Regions from separate parts of the Mus musculus genome. Here regions 1 and 3 are each linked to region 2. A link is a loop called in an ENCODE intact Hi-C map of the cell type or tissue named here. Cell type or tissue: left cerebral cortex. All regions are shown on one strand. Region 1 has its middle 57 kb from the start of Mtpn. Region 2 has its middle 180 kb from the start of Chrm2. Region 3 has its middle 190 kb from the start of Mir490.

Region 1 (2,500 bases), 610 kb after region 2:
TAAGGGAAAAGGATGTATTCTGGTTCCTTTTTGTGGTTTGAGTAGACAGTCTGTCCCAGCAGAACAACACATTGAGAGCATGGAGGCTCATGGCTGTGTCAGCAGGGTTGTGAGTGAAGCTTTCTTATGTTTCTGAGACTCTAGAAACAAGAAGACTAGGCTGGAAGCAGATGTAACTTTAAGACAAGCCTCTCTACCCCTACGGGTCTACTCCCTCTCTCTAGGTCCCACCTCCTTAAGACTTCACAATCTCTCAAAACAGTGTCACTAGCTATGGACCAAGTTTTCAGACAGATGAGTCTGTGAGGGACATTTTACATTGCAAAGCCCAAAGGCTGGCTGAATTAATGATTGAAAAAGAAAGTCCAAATGGTATATTTCTTAGATTAGCATTATGAACTAACTCTAGGACATCTAGTAACTCCTAAACATGTATCCAGGCATGTTTGTATCTTACAGATGCAAATTTTAATGCTTGGATTAGATACTCTATGGCCCCAAATGAAATTAAGGAAATAAAGAAATGCTGCTATAGAATAATCTTAGCCTAAGTGATGCTTTTCTCAAAAAAAAAAAAATCAGTGAAGAAAATGTTTTTCATATGATTAAAATATGTATGAAAATCTTTGCACCTTGGGCAAGTATCACCTTTCATACAACCCAAGAACTAATGATAAAAAATAGAAAATAGAACTGAGAAAGAAAAAAATACACTATGCCCAGAGGCACAAGACAACAGCGTGCCCAATGAGACAAACAAGTTCTAATGATTAAAACACAGCACATGCTTGCCATACCACCTGGGCTCGAAATATATTAGAAATGAATGTCATCGCAATTAATAACCTTCCGTCTCCTGCCCACATTCATGGGGCGGGAGGGGGGATAAACAGAAGTTCAGTAATTGCAAAACTCAGAAGGCAGAGTGTTGTTAGTTCTGCAATAAATCCCAAGGAAAAAAATGTGTTTCTCTCTTAATGAAACTACCAGCAGCCAAAAGATAATATAAGGGAAATTTTGTGGCAATTCTAGGATATTGTTTCATAACACTGCCCCCGGAAGTCTGACTTCAGCCGTCTGGTGTCATGGGCTCCAAAGAAAGCGCATCCTCGGAGACAGGCAGCCAGCTCCACTAAAAGCTCACCATTGCTTTCCATGGGCTTTAAATGATTAAAACAGTCCTAATAGAGAAAGGAAAAGATTGCTGATCTGCTGACTTTAGAGGAACTAGCCTCTTCCAATGACTTATTCATTCCGAAGGCAAATTAAGCATGTACCAAAATAGGAGGCAGAGGTAGGAAAGTACTGAGGTAGATGTTCTTCCTGACATCTTCAATCTAAAGAAGAAAATCATCTACGTGAGGGAGGAAATGAAGCATCTCCAAAAGGGTACATTGTTGCTTACTGTGGGGCTTTTGTTTCATTTTGGATCATGTTACCATATCTGGGTATTTCTGTCCTCCCATTGCTCTTCCTTTTTCCCATTTCCTTTTTCCCCTTGCCCCATATTTATTTTTTCTTTTATTGTTTGCTTGTTTTAATTTTCTGCCTTTTGTGATGCACAGAGTTTAATTAGTATTGCATGCATAAGCATGGATGTATGGTTATTAAATGGAGTGTGTACAACTTACCCGTACCTACTACCTTGAAGAAAATGAGGCCCTGTTCCCAGGCCATGAACCTCCATAGATCCTCAGGGCAAGTCGCTCCTGTGAATCCCTTCCCCGTCCATGACGGAATGTTGATTGCATATTGTGCTTAATACCGTTATGGAAACAAGCCAGAAGCTCAAGTTTAAAATGATAGAAGCCTTATTATTAGATAGTCAAAACAAAACAAAACAAAACCTAACAAAACTAAACCAAGCCAAACAAAACTAGATCTTCTTGGAGTGTCATTTCAGCTAATACTGATATGCTTGTTTGTTTGTTTGTTTGTTTAGTGTTTTGGTTTGTTGTTTTCATTTTTGTTTTTTTTTTTTAAAGAGCAATGATCAAACATAGGAGAAGAGGAAATTCCATGATTGAGAAAAGAGCGTTAAAGACCATTAAGATGTGAAAAGCATGACATTATTAGAAAGGAAAGGGGGGAGTGAATGAAGTCTGTCTTTCAAGGGATGGGGGGAGTCTACACATATAGTTAGAAAGAACAGCACAGCTCCTCAGATCCTGAGGTCCATGGGTAGGAGGTCAGACTGCGCTCAGTACAGCAGTGAATCACTGAAGGGTTTGCAGCAAGGACATCATCTGTGCAATTTCTATTTCAGGATAATCAACTTTGCCTGGAGCCAGAGCTCAGTGGCAAAACACTTGCCTGACATGCACAAAGACCTGAAGTATATCCTCAATTCCACAGAAGAAAGAGGAGACAGGGAGGGGGGAAGACTAACCCCGTTTATAATACTGCATTAAAGAACTAGTGTGGAAAGACGAAACCCATTCTGACCTTCATACATTAAGTGGCAGCAGTGAGTTAGGAGAGACGAGCAATTATAACATAG
Region 2 (2,500 bases):
ATCTCATTGCATTTCATTCCCTCGGCTAACTTATTCAACTAACCAAACTCTTCCATATCTGATCAGACAATTTATATAAAGTTTATTCTTCCATTTTTTCCTCTACCATTCAAATTATTCCTCATCAGATCTTGCTAGTTTGCAATACTCTAAAATAGACTTCCCTCCAATTTTCCAATGTGGGTCAATTCTTTTTCTCTCTGATGGGCCAAGCCAGCATTTCTGCTATTTTGCATCGTCTCTATTCACCTCACATATTACAGCAACCAGTTTACCCCTGACAGCTGCAACTCAAACCTTATCAACTCTTGACTCCTCTTTATTCATTCAGACCCAGATTACATCCAGGTCCATATGGAAATCAGAATGAATTGGTGTGTCTTCTGCATTTTTTATATTGCCTTTGCTTTATAGAAGATACTTTTTTAACAATTAATTTATCTATTACTAATCTTTGTGTCTTCCAGTGGTCATTCAGGGTTTAAAACATAGGTTTCCTATCTTTTGGATATCTGTTTCCAAATATTCTGCAATGTATGAATCATTTAATAGCCTTGGACATGTCGTTATAATCAATCACTCTGATAGCACCTACACTGATAGCATTGTTCTATTAAACAAACCCTTGGATGAATGTGTCCTTACAAGATGAAACATTAATTCAAGGAGTCATTCAAAAAAATTTAGAAGTTCTACATGGCAAGGCCTCTTTTAGATCTGGACACAGAGAGAATGAGAACTTTCTTGGTCTGGATGTTGACTCTTTCTGTTCAGCTAAGATAATCTATCTTATTTCAATGATTTAAAGATTTTTTTCAACATAAAAGCAAAACTATCTTTACAAACTCTTGTAGGGCCTCTATCATCAGAACTGGAGGATAGGCAAGATGGAGTAGAGGTGATACTGGTGAGTAACACTTACAGACATTAGAATTCAGAGTGCATAACTTGTTGCAGATGCAGCCATCCATCCATTGGCACACTTTCTTTGCTGTCATTGTCAAGCCCTAAACACCAGAAAGACCCTTCTCTCCTCCTGCTCACACTGAATACAGCATATTAAAGCACAGCAGCCCACAGTGGGTATAACTGAAATGAAGCATCCTGGTTCTGTCAAATGAATTTCTGAGCATAGGCTTTGTGTCAGTCCTAGCCCTCGCTCTGTCTCTGATAAGTGTGGGCACTTCAGAGATTCCCAACTTGTTCTAGGTCTTCCATTTCTTTTCTGTCATCGAGAGGCTAAGATTTGATATCTCCAGGCTCTTTATAACTCTAATTTTCTGATTATCCCATCTTGCTTACAAATTTGGTGAAGGCAACAGAAGGAGTCAGTTCGTCCATTTGCAAAGAGAGTTGAAAGCTGGCATAGGAATTCAGGACTGCATGTGGGAAGATGTGATTATAGTACAATCATTATGATTCATCAAGAGAATAAATTCCCTTGTTGGTTACACATACACACTCCCCACCCCTTCCCACTCACAACTTCTACTTCCTGGTTTAGGAACAGTCTAAAAGTAGAGGATGGTTGTGGATGGAGTGGGAAGAGGGGAGGGAAGTATTCTCTATTTGGAAGAGACTTTCTGGAAGCTCTTTCTCCTGCTCATTTGTACCACCTACGGCATACAGTGCTTTTATTCTTCCTTACAGAATGTTTGATTATCATAACCAGACAGAAAGTAATAAGTCAAAATAGTTATTGTCACTTCTTTCCAAGCATAATGAATTCAGTTAAAACATTTGCATACATACACAAATGATGTTTTAATTTATTGAATAAATTTAAAAGGATTTTGAAATGAGGAGACAGAGTCAAATGAAAGCAAAGAATTGTTCTCTAGTAAGGAAACTCCAGTCACATTCCAATGCCTATGGGGAGATAAAAAGTAAAAAGACACAATTTGCCCTTTAAAAGCAATTTTCTACCTTTTTGTACTGTGATAGAGTGAGCCCATTTTTAAGTAATCAAATAGCTTAAAAGCAGAACTTATAAGTCAATATTATTAGCAGGTAATATTATCTCAAGGTCTTGCTAGGTGATAGAGCTGGATCTGCAGTCTGAGATCACAGCATGGAAACTACTGGACTTGAACTGTTTCAGTGATTGTGAGGAGCTCATGCCAGCACACTGCACTTAGCTGAGCTTTTTGTGGTCCTCAAAGTGAAAGGCAATTTCCAGTGAGAGCAAGGGAGCAAATCTCATTTCTCCCTGATGCTCCTTGCAAGGCACCACTAAACCTCCTGGAAATCGCCCAGGAAACAATCAAAGGTGAGAACTGAACATTGGAACGAGGTCAACAAATTGTTTAGGAACCCTGGATCTGAGTGGACAGGAGAGTCCATGAAAGAGGAAGGCAATATGACTCTTACGTGTTAAGAACCTTAAGCTGGCAGCAGGTGATTGTTACAGACAGTTGGCATTTCTCTAAGTCTATAGGTTGAAACCCTTGCCTGGTACTATTATTTATTTGGAAAAGGGGACTAAGGAAGGGACTAAGCT
Region 3 (2,500 bases), 400 kb before region 2:
CTTGAAATGACCTCATGTGGTCATATGAAATCCCTTTGCTGGAAGAGAAAAATAAACCAGCTGCCATTATCAGTCAACAAATACTGAGTTGAAAAACCTTTGTGAAAACTGATTCAGCGGTCACATCAGCAAACATATCTTGCCCAGCTCATGACTTGGGAAATTTAACTGGGTTTCTTTCTAAAAGTATTTGAGCTTTCTTTAAGTAAAAGCCTACGTCTGAAACACAACGAATACAAACGTATCTGTAAAATCACCAGGGTTTGATGGGGATTCTCTTTCTCTATGTTTTATTTATTAAAAAAATCCTGGAAATTCCTATATTAATTGCTAGGTTGTGCTGCATCTCATCTGTTGCACATGTGGAAAATGAGAGCCACGCAGCAATTCAGAGACTAAGTTTTCCCTCTGCTTCTGGGCAACTTATTTCACGCCCAGGTTCCCCACAGTCATGAAATAAGAACACGGCATTACCTGCATATTTTTTTGGGGGGGGGGTTATAGCAGTATTTGCTTGATTCCAGAGTTATCATTATTTATAATTTTACAGAAACCATATTTCTCTCAGGGTTAGATACATAACTTAGCAGCCTGTCTATAAGCATTTCATAAATATCTCTAAACCACTTAAGAAAATTCACAGTATATATCAATATAACAACCGGATTACCAGCTAGAGAAAAAGTAGGAATAGTTTTACAATGCTGCAGGACAGGAAGAGAAGAAACATAGAATGATTTTCCTTTGTAAATAGATAAGGCACTCTTAAAAATATGTGTAAATAATTAGAAGATGTCACAGTAGTTAGACTATTCCCTCCATATTTAGATATTTTGCCCAGAACCCTTTTTAACCTGCAGGAATTTCTTCTCAAGAATTCTGTTTTTCCAGCGAAGCTTTGCCAAGCCCACAGTTTCTGTTCACAAGCGTTATAAATACTTTTAATGTCAAGCTCTAATCCTGAGCAAGATGACAATTTTACATCTCTAATCATGAGTCAGACGGAGGCATTTCACACGCCTGTGAGGCAGCAGTGGGTGTCCAAGCTGTTTAGACCACTGATCCTTCAGCGTTTATCTTCTTATGGAAATTTTGAAAAGCATAAAAATGCCACAAAAGTTGACCTTTGTGTCTTGTGCTGTGATCCCTCACCTCGGATCTGACAATCATCCACGGGAAAGATGACGCTGTGAATTACCAGAGGCTTGAAAAAGATTCAAAACATGATGAGTCTCTAAACCCTTTTCCTGGTTTCATGATGAGAAAGACAAGAGGGCATGCTTCCAGGAGAATTTTCACAGTACCCCTAAAGTGTCAGTGCTTTAATTAGGACAATATTTCAAGTGTCACTGGATAAGATGACTAAATAAAGCTGGAGGATAAGCTGGTGGAGGTGAGAAAGTCCTTGAAGGCACTTTAAACTCTGCAGAGAATCCAGAGACATCTATTCCGCATCATAGGAGAGAACAACAGTTCACTGTGATTTACACCTCCAGCCCTCAGTGTAATCCAACGCTGGCTTGTTTGTCCTCATGAACGGAATTTGTTTTGTGTCCAATATTCCTGTTGGTGGTGCATGGTTTTTAATGCACAGTGGGATCTTTTCCTCACGATCATCTTTTAATTCTATATCTTACTTCGAATTTACGTCTAGCCCAAAGATGAGGAAGACATACACTGTCTGTTCCTCTGGAATATTTTCTCCATTTTATTCTCCCTGTTCCTCCAGCAGACCAAGTCTCACGTGATCTATGGGGACTCAGCTTAAATCATCTCCATAAAGTCTTTTCATGTGCTCTCTCTCTCTCTCTCTCTCTCTCTCTCTCTCTCTCTCACACACACACACACACACACACACACACACTCACACACACACACACTCACACACTTTTTCACATCCTACCTTTTGTCTACTGATGAGCTTCTACAAGGATGCTCTAAGCATCTAGTTTGATATTATTTAAAGCTTGGGCTCAGGAGTCAGGATCCCTTATCATTAGCAGTGCAGCCAGCTCTCTGACTTTCAGATGTTTACTAATGTCACTGTATTCACCTTTTTCATCTAATGGATAGACATGACGAGGGATGCTTTGTGGGTTTACCTGTGTGACAGTCTCTTGGTGCAAAGGAACAACTTGAGTGGTGCTTTGCTGAGTGAATAGGAGTGAATGGTTTTTCTGTTGGACCCATTGTTATTTTCCTTGAAGACAGAGATATTTTTTTTGGTCTGGTCCATTGCAGAGCCAGAGAAAATGTTTAACGAGCAAACATTTTTTTTTCTACTCTTACTCAGCAGCAATGAAGATCATTTTATTAATTTTTGAGGGAGTCATTTTAAATTAAAAAGAAAACAGAATCCCCAAAGCAAAACCCTTTCCTCTGCTTTTAGTAAACATGGTAATAAAATGGATATCTTCACAGAAGGAAGATGCCCCAGTTAAATAACTACATCTTGAGTTAAACTCAATTCAAGGAAAGCCTTGAAAGATTTTGTAAAAAA

What was found. A loop is a pair of places that touch in the nucleus more often than their neighbours do. Peaks named below come from ENCODE experiments on the same cell type or tissue, not always from the same donor. Only the 100,000 strongest peaks of a DNase experiment are listed, where the experiment ranks them.
Region 1: it touches region 2 in a loop (8-fold over the local background); 4 of 42 quality-filtered maps call a loop at or near these places.
Region 3: a loop joins it to region 2, with 8 times the contacts of the local background. A loop is called at or near these places in 2 of 42 quality-filtered maps.

What each region holds. Positions count from the first base shown.
Region 1 is chr6:35,595,792-35,598,291 of GRCm38, reverse strand. No RefSeq gene overlaps it. Among named protein-coding and RNA genes, the nearest start is that of Mtpn, 57 kb to the right of the region's middle. In left cerebral cortex, no CTCF peak of the experiment used is centred here; DNase peaks (open chromatin) are centred at 1,068 and 2,307; H3K27ac peaks cover 698 bases.
Region 2 is chr6:36,205,858-36,208,357 of GRCm38, reverse strand. No RefSeq gene overlaps it. Among named protein-coding and RNA genes, the nearest start is that of Chrm2, 180 kb to the left of the region's middle. In left cerebral cortex, no CTCF peak of the experiment used is centred here; a DNase peak (open chromatin) is centred at 1,477.
Region 3 is chr6:36,607,318-36,609,817 of GRCm38, reverse strand. No RefSeq gene overlaps it. Among named protein-coding and RNA genes, the nearest start is that of Mir490, 190 kb to the right of the region's middle. In left cerebral cortex, no CTCF peak of the experiment used is centred here; DNase peaks (open chromatin) are centred at 1,027 and 1,264; H3K27ac peaks cover 616 bases.